Linked DNA regions of Homo sapiens: region 2 is linked to region 1. A link is an interaction called in ENCODE POLR2A ChIA-PET data of the cell type or tissue named here. Cell type or tissue: A673. All regions are shown on one strand.

Region 1 (8,000 bases):
ACCTCCACCTCCCGGGTTCAACCGATTCTCCTGCCTCAGCCTGCTGTGCAGCTGGGATTACAGGTGCCCGCCAACACACCCAGCTAATTTTTTGTATTTTCAGTAGAGACAGGGTTTCACTAAGTTGGCCAGACTGCTCTCCGACTCCTGACCTCAGGTGATCCACCTGACTCGGCCTCCCAAAGTGCTGGGATTATAGGCGTGAGCCACCATGCCATGCCCCAAATCATTTTCTAACAAAGAGCAGCCAGTAAAGTCAAGCTGCAGACATAGACAAGCAAGCCGGGAGCTTGCACAGGTGGATGCGACAGGAAAGAACTACCTGGGACTAGACATGTTCAAAATGGCGGCTGCACCTCCCCTTCTCTGCCAGCCACGTGTACAGTAAGGAGCAGACAAGATGGCACCGGCCAAGTGGAGAGTTCATTTGCATAATAAGATTAGAGTGGGGCCACCAGCCTTCCCTGTGTGCTATGTAAACGTCACACCTGACCCAAAAAACCTGTGAGCCCTACCTAAATCAGACACGGCCTCCTCAAGCTGGACTATAAAATCTGGCGTATCCACCAGCTGACCTTTTCCTCTTGGAAGTCCCTTCTTTCTCACTAGAGAGAGAGCTATTTTCCTTTGTCTTTCTCCTTCTTCCGCCTATTAAACCTCTGCTCCTGGCCAGGCGCCGTGGCTCAGGCCTGTAATCCCAGCACTTTTGGAGGCCAAGGCGGGCAGATCACCTGAGGTCAGGAGTTGAGGACAAGCCTGACAAACATGAGGAAACCCTGTCTCTACTCAAAAATACAAAATTAGCTGGGCGGGGTGGCGTGCGCCTGTAATCCCAGCTACTCAGGAGGCTAAGGCAGGATTGCTTGAGCCCAGGAGGCCAAGACTGCAGTGAGCTGTGATCACCCCACTGCACTCCAGCCTAGGTGACAGAGTGAGGTTCAAAACAAAAAAAGAATATACACCACAGTTTATAAGTGGGCATGTGGGATTTTTTTCGTTTGTTTTTGGCTATTATAAATAAAATTGCTACGAGCAATCATGTACAACTCTTTCTAAGGATATAGCTTCCTTCTCTCTTAGGAACCAACTAGCAGTGAAATAGCTGGATAATATGGTAAGTGTATAATTAATGTTTAAGAAACTGCCAAACTGTTTTGGAAAGTAGTTGTATTGAGGCAGGAGAATATAGGGATTGGAGGCAGGGAACCTAAGGCTGTTTCACGCAGCATTCCTAGAACTAAACTGAAAGGAAAACCCTAACTTTACATGCCTAAATCACAAAAGGACCAGAGGCTACTCCCTTTGCAAACCCCCCACCTTTTCTGCCAGGCATGGGAAATTGGCAACCAATCAGACTGATTGCGGGTTGAGTCTTCCTTTGCAACTTTGTAACTTCACTCCAGCCTCCGAATGGTTGGTTGCTGTCCACAACCAATCAGACTGATTGCGGGCGGAGTCTTCGTTTGCATAGAAGTATAAATTTGTAACTTCACCCTAGCCTCTGATTGGTTGCTTTCTGCAACCAATCATACGTTTGCACAGGAGTGTCACTTTTGTAACCACGTCATCCTCTGGTTGGCTGCTTTCTGCAATCAATCAGACTGATTGTGGGCTACCACTTCATTTACCTGAGGTGGGCATGAAGTAGCCAATGGGAAACTTCTAGAGGGTATTTGGACCCAAGAAGATTCTGTATCCGGGGCCCTTGAGCCACTGCTCAGCACGCTCTCGCACTGTGGAGTGTACTTTCATTTTCAATAAATCCCTGCTTTCGTTCTTTTTTAACCAGTTGTCAAATGATCCTTTATTGAAATATTTTCCTTTGTGCTTAACTGGCTGGTCATTCCACAGCACCACTGTAGATGTCATCTATGATGTCCTGAGGGTGGCGGCCATCAACATTACAGCCCACAGACTGGGCAGTCCCCAGGATCTCTTTAATGGTTCCAGAGAGTTCTCTGGCTAAGGATCAGTGCTGCATCTGTCGAGCAATGTTGACGATCTCATAAAAAGTGATATTCCCCCTGTGTTTAATGTTTTTCTGTTTCTTTCTGTCTCTTGGTAGTTCCTTTTGATGATCAGGGCGGAGGCAGAAGGTACCACTTCAATCTGGGCCTGTCTGTTCTGAATGGTCAGTTTCACTGTAATCCTCAGGCCCTTCCAGTCACCCGTTACCTTGGCAATGTCATCACCAACCTCTTTTGGAGACAGACCCGCGGGGCCAATCTTGGGGGCCAGAGCAGAAGTGGCACCGACTTCAACTCCAGTGCACGTGAAGTATACGACTTTGATCTCATTGGGGTGGAACTTCGGCGGCATGGTGGAGGCGGCTGGTGTCGGATGAACCCGGATTCGAGACGACCGAAGAAAGTTGCACCTTGGCCTCCTCCGAGCCGAAAGCCGAGAGAGCTGCTTTCGTTCTTTTGTTGCTTCATTCTTTCTTTGCTGCGTGTTTTGTCCAATTCTTTGTTCAAAACGCCAAGAACCTGGACAATTTGCAGTCACGTCCCTCTACCGGTGACAGTACCATTTTGGGTTGCCTTCATTGGTGTATGAGAGTGTGAATTCTTCCACATTCTTGCCAGCACTTGCTCTGTTGTCTGTTTAATTTCAGTGATTCTAGTAGGTAAGTAGCAGTGTCTCATTGTGGTTTTAATTTGTACTTCTGTAAAGACTAATGGTGATGAGTATCTTTTCATGTGCTTATTTGCCATCCATACATCTTCCTTGGTGCAGCTGATGCTGGCAGCCAGCTGGGTGGGGAGTGGGGCTGGGGGCATCTCTGTTCTCAATACCTGTACTGCTTCAATGTAGTCTCCATGTTGGCTACTGTGGGCGTCTTCATAGCATGCTGGCTTGGTACCAAATGTTAGTGTCCCAGTTGAGAAAGCAGGCAAGGCAGAAACAATACCCTTTTTGTGACCTAGCCTCAGAAGTTACATAGCTTGTTTTTGACTGTACTTTATGTGCCAAGCCCAGAGGCAGTGTGTGAAGGGACTAAGAAGTTATAAGGCAAAGGACATAAATACAGGAGGCTACAAATTGGGCTATTAATGCAATTATCTATTGTGCAATTTTTATTGTAGTAGAAACATATAAAATTTATCATCTTAATCATTTTTAATTAAATGGTTCAGTGTGTTAAGTATATTCACATTGCTGTGAAACCAATCTCCAGAAGTTTTTCATCTTGCAAATCTGAAACTGTATATATCCTTTAAACAACTCCCCCTTGCCTCCCCTCAGCCCAGGGTAACCAACATTCTACTTTGTTTCTATGAATTGACGACTGTAGATATATAAGTGCAATCCTATAGCATTTGTCTTTTGTGATTGGCTTATTTCACTTAGCACAATGTCTTCAAGGTTCATACATGTTGTAGCATGTGACAGGATTTCTTTCCTTTTTATTTTTTTCTTAAAAACAAGATCTTGCTCTGTTGCCTAGGCTGGAGTGCAGTGGCACAATCATAGCTCACTGTAGTCTTGAACTCCTGGGCTCAAGCCATCCTCCTGCCTCAGCCTCCTAAGTAGCTGGGACTACAGGCATGCACCACCACATCCAGCTAATTTTTGTTTTTTGCAGAGATGGGGGGCTGTCACTATGTTGCCCAGGCTGGTCTCAAACTCCTGGCCTCAGGCAGTCCTCCTGCCTTGGCATCCCAAAGTGCTAGAATCATAGGCATGAGCCACTGTGTCTGGCCTTTCCTTTTTAAGGCTGGATAATATTCCATTGTATGTATATACTACATTTTGTTTATCCGTTTATCAGTCAAACACTTGGTTTGCTTCCATCTTTTGGCTATTGTGAATAACACTGCTATGAACATGAGTGTGCAAATATTTCTTTGAGATGCTGCTTTCAATTCTTTTGGATATATATTCAAAAGTGAGATTGCTGTGCCATATGGTAGTTCTATTTTTAATTTTTTGAGGACTGTTCATACTGTTTTCTATAGCAGTTACCCCATTTTACAATCCCACTAACAGTGCACGGGGGCTTCAATTTTGCAACATCCTCATCAACACTTGTTATTTTCCGTTTTTTGTTTTGTTTTGTTTTGTATTTTGATGGTAGCCATCCCAATGAGTGTGAGGTGATAGCTCAGTGTGGTTTTGATTTGCATTTCTCTAATGAAATTGGGGAAGTTGAGCATCTTTTCATGTGTCCTCATTGGCTATTAGGATATCATCTTTGGAGAAATGTCTGTTCGAGTCTTTTGCCCATCTTTTTATTAGGCTATTGGATATTTTGTTGATGACTTGTAAAAATGCTTTCATTTATGTTTCCAACAGGCACTGGTACAGTCTGAGCTGAAAGCTTCAGCCTGATGACAGGCAAGTGTTTCTGTGTATCTCAGACCCAAGTTTGTGACAATCACAGCCAGGGGATTTCAGTGACCATTTCAACTTCTTCCTGGTGGCCAACCCTCCAGGCTTGACAAATCAACACAAAACACACCCAAACAGAAAAGCATAATCTGATCCTTACATGACGTCATTGACCAACAATGTAAGTGAATTCACGGTGTAATGGGCTGATTTATAAAGGATCTTACCCATAGGGTGTCTCAGCTCTTTACTGCTTAAACATTTAGTTCTCAAAAAGAATCCAGAATCACAAAAGAAACAATGACACATTATATCTGGTCTTTAACAAAGTTCTATTGAAAAAATCACCTAACAGCTAAATACCGCATTTAATGCCCCGTGACAAATATTTCTAATTCAGACACATGAGCTGTTCTGGAAAACTTCTAATTAGGAGCATGGATAGACATTGTACTGCCACAAATAGTCTCACTGCAAATTCAAAGAGCATAAATTACACAGTCACATGTTACTTTCAAAATGCTGCCCGTCATCTGAGAACACTGTGTGTTAGAACTTCATTGGGACACAAACATTATTCTCTGCCATCTTACAGCTGGGGAAATGTGGTTCTTGGATGCAGAGTGAATTCCTCAATTCCCAGGCCAGCCCAGTATCCCTGGGAGAGGCCGTATGGCTCTCTGACCTTTAATGGTCACTCTCATGGCAAGGCCTGATAAAAAGCCAGGAAAGATTCATCATGACTTTGGGTGCTGGGTCAGGGACTCTGAGTACACATATCAGAGAAACGCATGCCAATATAGGTGGGAAAGACACAAAATGTATCATACCTTAAGGAATTTGCTTTATTCACATCTAGGCTTGTGTATAAAACCATTCTGAATGTGTCACTTTAACATAAAACCCACTGACCCTGCACAATCTGTCAGACTGTTAACCTCAAAACACTCATTTCACACCTCTAAAGCTATCAATGGCTTCTCATTATAAAGAGAACAAATGCCAATATCTTAGTATAGAAGTCTAAGCTACAGTTTATGCTCAAAATATATTTCCAATCTTTTTGCTATCTTAGTATTTCCAAATCAGGCTCTGTGCTCCAGCCGATCAGCACTGCCGAGGGTTCCCTCACTACAGACCGTGAGCACCTCATTCTGGACAGTTTCTCCCTCCTGTCTTTGAGGCCCAGCTCCAGCCTCCATCCCCCTACCACCACCCTCAGACCAGGAGACACTGATCCAGCCCAGTCTGCATCATATATTTGTACATTCATCCTTATAATGGTAGCTTTCTTTTTTCTTTCCTTTTTTTTTTTTTTTTTTTTTTTTTTTGTGACAGGGTCTCACTCTGTCACCCAGGCTGGAGTGCAGTGGCATGATCTTGGCTCACTGCAACCTCTGCCTCCAGGTTCAAACAATTCTCCTTCCTCAGTTTCCGAGTAGCTGGGACTACAGGCGCACATCACCGTGCCCAGCTAATTTTTTTGTATTTTTAGTAGAGACGGGGTTTCAGTGAGCCAAGCTCATGCCACTGCACTCCAGCCTGGGAGACAGAGCGAGACTCCATCTCAAAAAATAATAAAAATAAAAAAAATTAGCTGGGCATGGTAGTGCACTCCTGTAATCCCAGCTACTTGGGAGGTGTTTTGGGGTGTTTCCAGTTTTGGACTATTATGAATAATGGGTCTCGTGAACATTTATGTACAGATAGGTTTTTGTGTGGACATACGTTTTTATTATTTATTTTTATTTTTTATTTTTTTTGAGACAGAGTCTCACTCTGTCACCCAGGCTCACCCATTGCAGTGATGCGATCTTGGCTCGCTGCAACCTCCACCTCCCGGGTTCAGGCGATTCTCCTGCCTCAGCCTCTGGAGTAGCTGGGATTACAGGGACATGCCACCACACCCAGCTAGTTTTTGTATTTTTATAGAGACCAGGTTTCAACCATGTTGGTCAGGCTCGTCTTGAACTCCTGACCTTGTGATCTGCCCTCCTCAGCCTCTCAAAGTGCTGGAATTACAGGCGTGAGCCACCGCGCCCAGCTATTTATTTATTTTTTGAGACAGAGTCTCTCACTCTGTCACCCAGGCTGGAGTGCAGTGGCACAGTCTCAGCTCACCACAACCTCCGCCTCCCGGGTTCAAGCCAATCTTCTGCCTCAGCCTCCCAAGTAGCTGGGATTACAAGCACCCACCACCACACCTGGCTAATTTTTGTAATTTTAGTAGAGACAGGGTTTCACCATGTTGGCCAGGCTGGTCTCAAACTCCTGACCTCAAATGATCTGCCCGCCTTGGCCTCCAAAAGTGCTGGGATTACGGGCATGAGCCACCGTGCCTGGCTATGTTTTTATTTATTTTGGGTAAATGCTGAGGAATAGAATTACTGGATCATAAGACCAGTATATAGTGTAATGTTCAACTTTACAAGAAACTGCCATAGTGTTTCCTAAAAGGTTTGGACCTTTTTACATTCCCATGAGCAATGTGTGAAAGATCCATTGCTCCACATTCTCGCTGACAACAGGCAATGCCAGTTTTTGTAACTTTAGGCATTCTAGTGAGCAAAATTATAATTTGTGCTTCCTTAAAGGCCAATAACTTTGAACATTAGCGTTTATTTGCCATTTGTATATCTTCCTTAGTGAAATGCTCATTCAATTTTGCAATATTTTACCTATTTCTGCTTTTTGTTACTGAGTTGTAAAAGTTGTTTCTTATAAGTATGAGTTATTTATCAGATATGTGTTGCCTAAGGCTTGACTTTTAATTTTCTTGACAGTTTCTCTTGAAGAGTAGAAGTTTCTAATTTTTATTAAATCGAATTCACCAGTAATTTCTTTTATGGTACTTATTCTTATGTTTTCTGTATCTTACCTGAGTGTTGCCTAACTCAAGGTCACAAAGATTTCCTCCACTGTTATCATCTAGAAATTTTAGTTTTAGCTCTTGTCATTAAGTCTGTGATTAATTGCTAGTTAATTCTTGTGTGGCATGAGATAAGAAGGTCAAGGTTGATTTTGCTGTTACTGTTGTAGTTGCATATGGCTACACATTTGTTCCAAAACCATTTGTTAAAAAGACTTTTCAGCTGGGCGTGGTAGCTCACACATGTAATCCCAGCACTCCGGGAGGCTGAGGTGGGCAGATCACTTGAGCCCAGGAGTTTGAGAACAGCCTGGGCAACACAGGGAAAATGCATCTCTACAAAAAATATGAAAGTTAGCCAGTGTGGTGGTGCATGCCTGTAGTCCCAGCTACTTGGGAGACTAAAGTGGGAAGATCACTTGAACCCCAGAGGACCAGTCTGCAGTGAGCCAAGATCGCATCACTGCACTCCAGCCTGGGCAGTAGAGCAAGACTCTGTCTCAAAAATTAAAAAATAAAGAACTTTCCTTTCTGCTATTGAATTCCCATGTCATTTTTGTTAAAACTCAAGTGACCATATATGTACAGGTCTATTTCAAGATTCTCTATTGTGTTCCCTTGATATATAGATCCTGACACCAAAACCACATTATCTTAATTGCCACAACTTTATAGGAATTCTTGTAATCCAGTAATATGAATCCACCAATTTAATCCCTTTATCAAAGTTGTTTTGGCTATTCAAGGTCACTTGCATTATTTAAGATTTAAAATACATTTTACAATCAGCTTGTCAAAC
Region 2 (8,000 bases), 220 kb after region 1:
AAAAAGCCTGGGAAGCTATCTGTCAGAATGTTAAATGTTGGTTATTGCCAGGTTATATCCTCATGGATAATTTTTTTTTTTTTGAGACAGAGTCTTGCTCTGTTGCCCAGGCTGGAGTGCAGTGGTGCAATCTCAGCTCACTGCAGCCTCCACCTCAGCCTCCCAAGTAGCTGGGATTACAGGCATCTGCCACCACGCCCAGCTAATTTTTATACTTTTGGTAGAGACGGGTTTTCACCATGTTGGCCAGGCTAGCCTTGAACTCCTAACCTCACATGATTCACCCACCTCAGCTTCCCAAAGTGCTGGGATTACAGGCACTCATGGATAATTTTTATTTTATATCTCCATTCTTAATGTGCATACAATTAATGAGTAATCATAAAAGGCCTGTCTCAATGAGCCTCTTGGATGATTTTTAAAGTGAATGGCCGGACCCTGGGGTTTCATCACTCCCTTCTTACTTTGAGAATAACCTGAGTGGCCCAAAGGTGATCTGTAATAGGTGGTAAGATCATGCCAGGTCACACATGGCTGGAAGTTGGTATGGCAGAAAGCTGCCAATTGCAGTAAAATCTGCTGTGCTTGGGAGGTTTTTTGTTGTTTTTGTTTTTGTTTTGAGACAAGGTCTTGCTCTGTCAGGCTGGAGTGCAGTGAGCAATCACAGCTCACTGCAGCCTCGGCCTCGTGGGCTCAATTCATCCTCCCACTCAGCCTCCCCAGTAGCTGGGTCCACAGGCATGCACCACTATGCCCGGCTAATTTTTGTATTTTTATAGAGATGGAGTTTTGTCATGTTGCCAATGCTGGTCTTGAACTCCTAGGCTCAAGCGATCTACCCACATCAGCCTCCCAGAGTTCTTGGCCAAGGAAGTTTTTTGGGTAACAAGGCATAATTCTGGCTGTAGACATTGCTAATTTTCTCCTTTCTGCCCTAGTTTCCAGAGTCAATGGTGACTCCATCAGGTGACTTTACCTGGGACCAACTCCTGTGTCCTCAGCTCTTTCAAACAGCAGTGCTGGTCTAGGTCAGCTCAGATAACTCCCCACCAAGCACCGGTTTTATTTACTCTCCTTCTGCAGCCAAGTCCCAACTCAATCAGGAGTGAGCCTCAGCTGAGAGCAGATCACTTTACTCACTATTATATCTGCATTTACCTCTTGCCCAAGAGTCCGGCTCACTTTCCCATGGTAAATTATTTATATTCAAAAGCTCAGAAAAAATCCTTGATCTTCCCCCAATTCCTCCAGAGTCTTGCCTCCAGCATTTTAACTCTCTCCCTCTGTTGTCTTGCTGGATATCTTCCTTAGCTCTGGGGTCTTCCCCCTACTTTTTAGGCCTGGCGTTTGGGGGAAGTGGGGAACTGAGTAAACGATACCAGTTCCTGAAGATCCAGACCCTCATCCTATTTAGCAAGATCAGGGCTCCTCTCTCTGGACAGGATTGGAGTGTCCTCTGTAGTCATGCTGTACTGCTCCAGCAAGAGGATACGGGAGCTCTTTCCCACTCAGTCCTTTTCTAGTACTTCATTCCAGCATGCACACCCACGCACGCATATACATAAAGGAATTCAACACATCTGGAAATGACATGCGCACAGTCATGCATGCATTCATGCGCCATATACACACTCTAACACATATGTAGACACACACCGACATGAGCTCTCTGAGGCACCCATACATATAAATATATAGACATAGGCATCATATACATATAAGTATATAGACACAGTATATAAATGTATAACACACAGGCATTATACAGACATTCAAACATTGTTATCAACGTAAGATACGCAAAGACATAGCTGTACATTCTATCATACACAGACGTCAATCTTCGTATTTAATCACACAGACATAAGCATACACGAGTCTACTTAGTACAGGCAAAGAAGACAGTGACAAGTGATCTGTCCCCAGCAGAGACCACTACTACCCACCCTGACACTGGGATTGCTTTGTTTCCTAGGAAGTTTTTGCAGGAAGTTGTCTGTGCCTTTGACAAAGAGTTCATCTCTCCTCTGTCTCCCGCTCCCTGGGCAGCTTCCTCCTCCCTGTTCCCCCTGTGGCCCCATTCTTTCATCCATAGCTGTGCCTGGCCAAGAAGAATGCTAATCACCATGACAGGAACTGTTTCCACCTGTTTACATCCCTGCTTGCCTCCCCCTGATGCCATTTTAGACTCTGCCAAGCAGCCGAGGAGGCCTGCTGTGCGGGCCAGCTTGAGAGAGGGAAAGGAATGAGCGAGAGGACAGTTGGAGTGTGAAAAGGACCCATCGCTAAGTGACTCCCCATTCCAACAGCCACACACAAGATGCACATAATTGCTTTTAGCACAGTGGGATGGATAGAGATACAAAAGGTCAAATCAAGGATTTGTCCCATAATATCTTTGCTAAGCAGCAGCGTCAGACATTGGAAAAGCATATTCATGAATTGAGTTGCTGAAGTATGGGGCAGGCTTTTCAGAGGCTGCTGTGTGTTCCCTCTTTGAGGTGTGCCTGCCGTGGTGATTGGATTCATATGGAGCAAGTGACTTCTCAATGCTCAACAAAGCTCTGCCTGTGAATTGGACTAAATAGACTACTTGGCAGGCAGCTGAGATAACTATGCTAAGTGAATTTCATAGTTGCTCCCACTCCCCTTAAGCTGAAGCCTACTGGAAAATGCAGGATCAAGGCCAAACTCCTGAGACAGGCATTCAAGGGCCTCCACCATCTGACCCAAATCTATCTTGCTAGGCATTTCCCAACACGAAGGTCAGATGTCCACCCCAGTGGGCACTGTGCTGGTCTCTGAGCACTTTGGGCGGCTGAGGTAGGCCTGGCCAACATGGTGAAACCACATCTCTACTGAAAATACAAAAATTAGCTAGGCGTGATGGCGCACGCCTATAATCCCAGCTGCTTAGGAGGCTGAGGCAGGAGAATCGCTTGAACCTGGGAGGCGGAGGTGGTAATGAGCCAAGATGGTACCACTGCACTCCAGCCTGGGTGACACAGTGAGACTCCCTCTCAAAAAAAAAAAAAAAAAAAAAAAAAAAAAAAAAAACAGGAAAAGGAAGAGAGGGACTAAGAACTATCACATTCCATTATACATTCCATTACATGGTGACCATTGGTGACCTTAGGCAGCATGGTTTTTGTGAAGTCGTAGAGGCAAAAGCTTGCATTGAAGTGGTTTCAATAGGAATGGTGAACTTTTAAGAAACTTTGCAATACAGGGAAACAGATCAATGAGATAAAGTAGTAGGATTAAAAAAGGATTTTTTTAAAATGGGGTGTAAAAACTGTCTTCAAAACACATTTGCTCACAATATGTCAAGATTGTACCAAAATTAAGTCTACTCTAGAGCTTTCAGTGGTTGAAGGAATCTCCACCCCAAGTTTCTGTGAAAACCAGGCCAGCTTATGCCTTATTTTAATCCCAGTCTTGTGACTTTGTCCACATCAAACTTTCTCCTTCCCCAACATTCTGGCCAATTTATCATTCTTCCTTCCAGATTTCTCTTATTAACCTATGAAGGAAGGTGGACGTTTTTTCAGGAGAACTGTATATTCTCTAGGAAACAGAACTGGCAAATCAGTTCTTCCTGCAAGTTAAAAAGATATAACAAGTAATTTTTCGAAATTTATTGTTCTCCATAGGAAAAAAATACCCAGCATATGAACTGCAGAGATGCATTTTCAGTTTTCAGAAAATACTCTGTGTGTCGGGCACGTAATTTCATTAGCCTATTGTGTGGGGTGAGCTATTGCAAGGGATCTGTCATGTCTCCATCATTTCCAACCCCCATTGGGGTTTAATCACATTCAGGGCTATTTGCAACTATGGTTTCCCATTTCAAATCACATTAGGCCAAAATTAGGCCTATAACTTATACTTTGGGGTCCAAGTCTGCAACATTTTCCATCCGCATATCATTCTGGTTAAGTTGCTTCTGAGTGTTGTAAATAAAAAATAAAATAGAAATATCAAGAGTTAGAACTTGAGGCCGGGGGTGGTGGCTCACGCCTGTAATCCCAGCACTTTGGGAGGCTGAGGCGGGTGGATCACTTGAGGTCAGGAGTTCAAGACCAGCCTGGCCAACATGGCGAAAACCTGTCTCTACTAAAAATACAAAAATTAGCCGGGCGTGGTGGTGCGTGCCTGTATTCCCAGCTACTCGGGAGGCTGAAGCATGAGAATTGCTTAAGCCTGGGAGGCAGAGGTAAGCCGAGATTGTGCTACTGCACTCCAGCCTGGGCGACAGAGTGAGGCTCCATCTCAAAAAAATAAAAAAGTTAGAACTCGAGAACAACTGACATTGTGATTTTCCTGAAGGTCTTCTCCAGTGGGAAAATAACTGGAAGGGCCACTCCTCTTTCATCAGAGGTGTGGGTGGAATCTTGTTAATCTCATCCCAATGTCTGTGAAAAGGCTAGTTGTCCCCCTCAAGGCAATGAGTCTTTTTGAATGGCAATTTGGGACTGGCTATTGGCTTTTACATAGTCCCTGCCAGTTAGAGTTGCACAGGTTGTAAATAATGCCTCCTGGAGTGGTGCAGTGCACAACCTACACAACTACATGCTGCAGCCAGGCTTCAAGGCAAAAGAGAACGTACGTAAAACGACGGTGCAAGTACTTTGTGTTTCTTCCCCTACGGTGGCCTTGCCTTTACTGCCACTGAGTCCCTCTCCACTCTCCTCCACTGAAAAGGGCTGAGGGCACTCAACGTGCAACCTCCATCAACCCATTCAAAAATATTGTGTGCGTGATATCGACTGCTGCATTTGCAACCGTGATGCACAAAGGAAACCCCAATCCAACCTTCAGATCTATGTGCCCAGCAAAATGGCTCCCATGTCCCTGAACAGAGAGCACTGGAACGTCATTGTACTCAGAGCACTCACATACTGCACACCTCCAGCTGAGACTGAACTGCACCACCAGCTCCCGCTGCTTCAGCAGTACCACAGCACTCATGGATTCTGGAGCCCCTCTTTCTCCACTCCTCTCCTGCTCTGCCATCTTCTTATCTGCCCTCTGCACAGAATGCTGGTTCCACCATGGAAAGACTGCAGTTCCTTGAGGTCTCTGAGGTGGCTCTGGGTCCCTCAGAGGGAATCATCTACAAGGTCACAGCCTTTCTCTTGTGAATTTCAGTTACATCTTACCAAAGACCCTTTCCTTTCCAGAGAGGAGTGAGGAGGAAAGAAAATCTCATTCTATCACACTCTAACCTGGAAAGTTCTTTACACTTGATCCGAATCTGACTTCTAGTTTTGCCACGGCTCTCCTACATTCAACCTTCACCTGCTATAGCTCATCATCATGGTTCTCTTCAGTATTTTCTTCTACAGGCTGGATTTCCGTAGTTTCTCTTCTGTGCTCTCGTATGACCTAGTTTCTGAACTCCTCACCACCATAGTCAAGCCACCCCTCATCTACCACGTTGATGTCCCTTATAAAACCCAAGGCCAGAGGTGAACATTCACCCAGATGCAGTTACATGGGAGCAGATTCCATCTATTTTCTTGGCATGTTACAATTTTATTTGGCATAAAGTAGTTATGGGGATTATAATGTGCTTCAAGAACTGGCCTTTTGAAAATAGACTGGATTTAAGCTATTGCTCTATGGGACATGGTGTTAGGTTTTTGTTGTCATTGTTGTTTGTTTTGGGACAGGGTCTCACTCCATCACCCAGGCTGGAGTGCAGTGGCACGATCATGGCTCACTGCAGTCTGGCCCTCCCTGGCTTAGTTGATTCTCCCACCTCAGCCTTCCAAGTAGCTGGAACTACAGGCAAGCACCACCACACCTGGCTAATTTTTTGTACTTTTTTTTTAGAAATGGGGTTTCGCCATGTTGCCAGGCTGGTCTCAAACTCCTAGGCTCAAGCAATCCTCCCACCTTGGCTTCCCAAAGTGCTGGGATTACAAGTGTGAGCCACAGTGCCTGGCCTCTATGGGACATGTTTTTAAATGAACTACATGGCTTTGATATATTTGGGAAAACCTATTGGACAATATGATCGGTCCTGTGTGACCTTCAGTAGGTCCTTTCCCCATTGTGGGTCTCAACAACTGATATGGTTCGGCTACATCCCCACCCAAGTCTCATCTTGAATTGTAGCTCCCATAATTCCCACGTGTTGTGGGAGGGACTCACTGGGAGATAATAGAATCATGGGGCTGGTTTCCCCCATACTGTTCTCATGGTAGTAAACAAGTCTCACAAGATCTGATGATCTTATAAGGAATTTTCCCCTTTTGTTTGGCTCTCATTATCTCTTGTCTGCCGCCATATAAGATGTGCCTTTCACCTTCCACCATGACTGTGAGGCCTCCCCACCCACGTGGAGCTGTGAGTACATTAAACTTCTTTTTCTCTATAAATTACCCAGTCTTGGGTATGTCTTTCTCAGCAGCATGAAAACGGACTAATGCAACAACTTTATGAAGAAAGTGGGGGAGTTATTTTGATGATCTCTAAGCTTTTCGAGATTTGTTCTTTTTCCTTAGGGACCCAAGTATTACTAAAACTAAAGTGCAACCTCCCAACTCTGCTACCCGTGCACACATGGTTGGAGCTGCAAGACCAGGTTTTCCTCCATCCCTTTCCCTGAGTGAGGAATATGGTGAGAAGGAGGGAAAGGGCATTGGGGGTGGGAGCGTGGTCACTTCTCTAAATCCAGGACCAAGAGACCAAGGGCACTGAGAGGCAGAGCCAAGGCCCATTCTTTGTTTCCTCATCTGAGCCAGGCTAAGTTGGTGGAAATTGGGGGCAGAGGAGAGAGGATGGACAAAGGGGACATCTGAATTTTATCCCCCTTTCCCTGATTTCCTTCTTGCAGGTCTGTGCCAGGCGGGAGACAGTCTGTGGATGATGGTCTCACCTCTACATGTGCTCCTGTTGGGGAATTTCTCTCTTTTTCCCAATGATATCTTACTGTGACATTTACGGGAGGAGAGAAATGGTCTCTGGAAGCATAAGGAAAGGGAGGGTCTGACTGTGCCCCAGAAATGTCCTGTGGCTACGTGTCCAGGAGAGCAGGTTCTCAGTTTTAGCTTTCTCCATCCATCCTCCCCCTTCACTCTCAGTGTGCTCCAGAAGTTCCACCTTAGGCCAGGTACGGTGGCTCATGCCTGTAATCCCAGCACTTTGGGAGGCCGAGGTGGGTAGATTAACTGAGGTCAGGAATTCAAGACCAGCCTGACCAACATGGTGAAACTCTGTCTCTACTAAAAAAAAATACAAAAATTAGCTGGGCATGGTGGTGGGTGCCTGTAATCCCAGATACTTGGGAGGCTGAGGCAGGAGAATCGCTTGAATCCGGGAGGCGGAGGTTGCAGTGAGCTGAGATTGCACCTTTACACTCCAGTCTGGGCAACAGAGTGAGACTCTGTCTCAAAAAAAAAAAAAAAAAAGAATTTCCACTTTAAAGAGAGTCAATTACTTTTAGTCAGTTCTCAAAAGACCAAATCCTACCACTTAAATGTGACCCAGGTAGGAGAGAGACATTGCCTTGATTTTCACAGCTTTCCCCTGGCTCATCTCTGACCCCAAGGTGCTCTGTGTTCACTGGGCTGATTTTGCTTCAAAGTTTCAGCTTCTCTTTGTCGTTTCCTCAGCCAGCCCTGTGCCCTCCCTCTTTTCGTCCCATCTCCTCAGTCCCCCCGTTGTGTAGCCTTTACACAGTCTTCTCTGGTCTAATCTAATCTCCAACAAGCTGCCTCTTTTGCTCCTTTCTCTCTCCACAAACCTAATATATCTTGATGTGTCAACCTTTGGGCCACTGAGGCTGTGCTGACCTCTTCGGGGAGCTTGGCTTTTGTCCTACTAGGTAACCCCCTCTCCTGGGAGCTGTACCAACCTATTTTTCATCACATTTGAGCCTGGTTTTCTAAAAAAAAAAAAAAACCTAGACAGGCAGGCAGCCCACGCTGACTAAAGCTATGAACATCTCTCCTTTCTTAAGGGGTCTTTCTCCCTCCTCTCTGCCTGTCTGG

Evidence for each region. ChIA-PET counts read pairs that join two places held together with the same protein. Peaks named below come from ENCODE experiments on the same cell type or tissue, not always from the same donor. Only the 100,000 strongest peaks of a DNase experiment are listed, where the experiment ranks them.
Region 2: POLR2A ChIA-PET joins it to region 1 with 9 read pairs; 2 of 35 experiments call an interaction of 5 or more read pairs at or near these places.

The regions. Positions count from the first base shown.
Region 1 is chr2:44,264,940-44,272,939 of GRCh38, reverse strand. It overlaps the pseudogene RPL12P19. Among named protein-coding and RNA genes, the nearest start is that of SLC3A1, 6.5 kb to the left of the region's middle. In A673, no CTCF peak of the experiment used is centred here; a DNase peak (open chromatin) is centred at 4,499.
Region 2 is chr2:44,046,318-44,054,317 of GRCh38, reverse strand. No RefSeq gene overlaps it. Among named protein-coding and RNA genes, the nearest start is that of LRPPRC, 54 kb to the right of the region's middle. In A673, no CTCF peak of the experiment used is centred here; no DNase peak of the experiment used is centred here.